Regions from separate parts of the Homo sapiens genome. Here region 2 is linked to region 1. A link is an interaction called in ENCODE POLR2A ChIA-PET data of the cell type or tissue named here. Cell type or tissue: GM12878. All regions are shown on one strand.

The links. Peaks named below come from ENCODE experiments on the same cell type or tissue, not always from the same donor. Only the 100,000 strongest peaks of a DNase experiment are listed, where the experiment ranks them.
Region 2: POLR2A ChIA-PET joins it to region 1 with 5 read pairs; 3 of 35 experiments call an interaction of 5 or more read pairs at or near these places.

The regions. Positions count from the first base shown.
Region 1 is chr14:25,027,834-25,030,333 of GRCh38, forward strand. All of the region lies in intron 1 of STXBP6 (syntaxin binding protein 6), which reads right to left. Among named protein-coding and RNA genes, the nearest start is that of STXBP6, 21 kb to the right of the region's middle. In GM12878, no CTCF peak of the experiment used is centred here; no DNase peak of the experiment used is centred here.
Region 2 is chr14:24,953,396-24,955,895 of GRCh38, forward strand. All of the region lies in intron 2 of STXBP6 (syntaxin binding protein 6), which reads right to left. Among named protein-coding and RNA genes, the nearest start is that of STXBP6, 96 kb to the right of the region's middle. RefSeq lists an enhancer at 801-870. In GM12878, a CTCF peak has its summit at 67; a DNase peak (open chromatin) is centred at 1,016.

The sequences.
Region 1 (2,500 bases):
AAAAACATCCTTATTGCTGATACGAAGAAAATGTGACCAGTCTGGATGCAAGATCAAACCAGCCAACCAGCTACAGCATTCCCTTAAGCCAAAGCCTAATCCAGAGAAAGGCTCTAACTCTCTTCAATTCTACGAAGGCTGAAAGAGGTGATGAAGCTGCAGAAGAAAAAAAGCTGGAAGCTAGGAGAGGTTGGTTCATGAGGTTTAAGAAGCCATCTCTATGACATAAAATTGCAAGGTGAAGTGGCAAGTGCTGATGTAGAAGCTGCAGCAAGTTATGCGGATGATCTAGCTAAGATAACTGATTAAGGTTATCAGTTACCATTAAGGTTATCAGCTACACCAAACAACAGATTTTCAATGTAGATGAACAGCCCTATATTGGAAGAAAATGCCATTTAGGACTTCCATAGGTACAGAGGAGAAGTCAAGGCCTTGCTGCAAACCTTCAAAGGTCAGGATGACTTTCTTGTTAGAGGCTAATGCTGCTGGTGACTTTAAGTTGAATCCAATGCTTATTTACCATTCTGAAAATCCTAGGGCCCTTAAGCATTATCCTAAATCTATTCTGCATGTGCTCTATCAATGGAACAACAAAGCCTAGATGACACCACATCTGTTCACAGTATGGCTTACTGAATATTTTAAGCTCATTGTTGAGACTGACTGCTCAGAAAAAAAAAAAATCTTTTCAAAATATTACTGCTCATTGACAATGTACCTGGTCATCCAAGAGCTCTAATGGAGAGGTACAAAAAGATTAATGTTGTTTTCATGTCTAATCATCCATTCTTCAGCCCATGGATCAAGTGGTAATTTCTACTTTCAAGTCCTATTATTTAAGAAATACCTTTCATTAGGCTATAGCTGCCATAGACAGTGATTCCTCCGATGTATCTGGTCAAAGTCACTTCAAAATTTTCTAAAAGGAGTCACCATTCTAGATGCCTTTACAAATATTTGTGATTCATGGGGGGAGGTCAAAATATCAACATTAACACGAGCTTGGAAGAAGCTGATTCTAAACCTCATAAATGACTTTGAAGGGTTCAAGACTTCAGTAGAGAAAGCAACTGCAGATGTGGTGGAAATGGCAAGAGACCTAGAATCTGAAGTTTAGCCTGAAGATGTGACTACGTTGTGCAATCTTATGATAAAACTTGAATGAATGAGGAGTTGCTTCTTATGGATGAGCAGAGAAAGTAGTTTCTTGAGGTGGTGAAGATGCTGTGAACATTGTTGAAGCGACAACAAAGGACTTAGAATATTACATAAACTGAGGTGATAAAGCAGCAGCAGCAGAGTTTGAAAGGATTGATTCCAATTTTGACAGAAGTTCTACAGTGGGTAAAATGCTAACAAACAGCATCACAAGCTGCAGGGAAATCTTACACGGAAGGAAGAGTCAATCAATGCAGCAAACTTCACTGCTATCTTATTTTAAGAAATTGCCACAGCTACCCCAACCTTCAGCACCACCATTCTGACCAGGCAGCAGTCATCCACGTTGAGGCAAGACCCTCGACCAGCAAAAGGATTACTATTTGCTGAAGATTCAGATGATCATTGGCATTTTTTAGCAATAAAGTATTTTTAATTCAGGTATGTATTTTTTCAGACATAATGCTACTGGACACTTAATAGACTTCAGTATAGTGTAAACATAATTTTTATAAGCACCAAGAAACAAAAAATTTGTGTGACTTACTTTATTGCAATATTTCCTTTATTGTTGTTGTCTGGAACTGAACCTGCAATATCTCTGAGGAATGCCTGCATATAAATGTATTATTTTAAACAACCACAAAGACTCCTATATAATGCTTCATGTGAAAAATTTCTTTTAGAACCAAGTGCTGGCGGGAGTATAAAGCTCTCCCTGAGAAAATGGTAGGTGCTTTCCCTCCTGAAAAGACTTACCACATAATTAGGAAGAGGAAAAAGAATGTATAATCCCATTTGCAATGAATCCTAACACCTGGACACTCATTTGGTAGTTAAGCTAAAAGTTCTTATTTCAAAGAGCTGGATAATTCTGCCTCAGAACCTTTATAACAGACACTACTTGATTCTATCACACACCAGAGGCCAATAATAATAGCAATAGCTACCATTTATCCTACTGAGTCCTCACGGTATGCAAGGCAGGGAGCTGAACACTTTGAAAGTCTCAATTAATCCCCCTATTAATAATAGAACATATCTCATAAGGTTACCATCCCATTTTACATATAAGAAGCTGGATCTTTCAGGAAAGATCCCAGAGCTTTCAAGAAGGAAAATCAAATGACTACAATGGCATCCCTTGCCAATTAGATAGCATTGGGATTGCAATTAGATAGCAATTGGATAGAGCAATTCAACAGGCTGGAGTAACAAAGGTGACTAGGCCTAGCCCCCAAAGTCTGGTCTTCCATGCCTGTCTGCTCACAGCATCCAGGACAGTACCCCATGCCCAATATGAGGGGAAAAGGCAGGGCCTGGGCCACTGAATGGGAAA
Region 2 (2,500 bases), 74 kb before region 1:
CAACATCACTCTCTGTTTGCTGAGCTGCAGTCACACTGGCCTTCTTTGTGTTCCTCCAAGTTGTCACGCTTCCTTCTGCCACAGGGAGCAGTGCTTCCTCTGACAGTGGCTACCCTTTCCTGCTGCTCCCACGCTTTCCGCATGTCCCCAGGAAACTCTTTTTCAACCCTCATATCCCAGTTTGTCACTCGCTTTCTACTGAAAACACCAAGTTCTTTTGTTCTATGTTTTCTTTCATAGAAATCAACTCAGTATTTCATAGCTGATTAATTTCTCTCTCTCTAAATCCCATGAAAACAGTTGATTATCTTAATTTTTGTCCACAGTAAGATCTCAACAAAGATTTTTATAAATAAACAAAAAACTATCTCAGGCTAAATGGTGGACATAATTAGAATTCTAAGCTGGTGGCCAGTTGAGAATTACTGATACTAATAGCAGAGGCCAGCATCTTCTTCAAAATGGGCATAGAAGAGACCAAGAGCGTGAAGCCACGGAGTGCATAAGAAACATTACTTGCTGTTCTTGGGTGGGGTAAAGGTGACAATAGAGGGGGTTGGAAGAAGAGGGAGAACTCCCAGGATGGGCTGAGGATCCTTGCAAAGGCTGCCAATTCAGAAGAAGAGGACAGGGATTTGGTCACTGGCTCTTAGAGATGAAAGTGACCAGCATTTTTTCAGAGACCACAGGCCCATCAATCATCTCTGGCCTGTGCATAGGGTGTCACAGCTCCTTAATGAAGGTAACAGGGGAAACAAAGCTATTTCACACCTTTCACACCCTCACTGGCTTCTAAGGGAGTTGAGTCCTCTTGACTAGGGGTGGTTTATTTCTATTGTACCTAGTGTTAAAACTGGTTTGGGTAGCAAGGTTTGGTAGCAGCTGAAGAAGTCTGAATTGCTTTGCCTAAGGTGGGAGGGGAGCAGACTGAAGGGGAAGAGAAGACTCTGGAAAGCAGAGCCAGATATTATTAATACTAAGAGGGCTCTGAGAGAAAAGTCCCTTGAGGCAGTCCAGCCAGAGCTTAGGGGAACAGAGAGTGCTGTGGTATTTGCTTTTGTATGTGGTGTAAACACTCTTCCACCTATACAGCGGAATCTTTACTATGTCTACAGGCTCACTAGTGCCTTTTTGCTAAGAGAGTCACCCTTAATGGAGGGGAAAGCAGCACTAAGATCTGCGTGAGAGCTGCCTTTAGTGCGACCACAGATGTGGAACAAGCATGTGCAGGAGGAGCTAGGGGATGAGAGGCCAAGTGGCATCCGGATCCCACTGTGATTTAGGACTGGGCAGGACATAGGTCATCTTTCCTATAAAGTGAGGCTGACATAAGGCAGTAAAATAGTCAACCAAAATTAGCAACAGTCCCCCCTTGGCTTTCACTGACAGAAAAATTCTGAGGGCTGGGCCACAGCCTGACATAGAAGTGGCTTTAGGAAACACCTCTGTCCACAGCGCAGATATAAAGAGCTCAGGCTCTGCAGACAGGAGGATCTGGTTTGAATCCCTACTCCCATATTTACTGGCTCTGTGACACTGGGCAAGTTACTGGGCATACCTACTCCTCTGTCTTCGCATCTGAAGAAAGGAGGTAACATGCATCCATGCCTCTCTGAGAGGGTTGTAGAAGGATTAAGTAAGCTCACACATGTAAGCTGCTTAGTCTAGTAACTGGCATATAATAAGTGTTCAGTTATTGTTAACTATCTTTATTGTTGTTCCCATCCAAAAGTTCTTTGTTGCTCAGGTATTGGTCTATAGAAATTATGTTGAACATGGCAGGAGGAGAGAGTAACATCCTTATGGAGGATACTTAACTGGGTCATCCTCTTCTAAATGGTCAAAGGGCCTGTTAGATTGATGTTAGAGTGATCAACCTCCTGGGGATGGCTACCCTGCTTCACCAGGAGTCCCACATCTGATGCCCAAGTATCCACAGGCCACTCATCCACATTCTTCTGCTCCACCTGCTGTAACAGCCAACTAACCTGCTGCAGCGCCTTCATCTTTCCTACACTGGTGGAAGGGCGAGGATTAAAGTGTATCACCGTTGTTTTGATCTGGCTACTATGGTCCTGCCTGCCTTCCTTTGGATAAGGACAGACAGCTTGGAATATAAATGCCCTAGCCAACATAAGGGCTCTAGGCATGATTGCAGGGTGAACCCATTAATCACTAGCAAGGCTGAAGTCATAGCCCTCAGTGGAAGCAACCTGAACATATGGCCCATGATGAGATGAGTGGGTACCGTGGTAAGGAAGTGAGGGTGCTCCTCAGGGCACAGGGTATCTCGGTTGGCTAGGGAATCTGGCCCTGCTTCCCCCAGCAAGTTCTCCATGGAGACCAGCACAAGAGCACTGAACCAACTGTGTGGGCAACAGGAGACAACAACCACAGTAAGAGCAGCTTCCCTGCAATAGCACCTACTGCGTGCCAGGAAATAAGTAAGCCAGGTGCTTCATATATGCAGCATTACTTCACATGTTTACAACCACTCCAA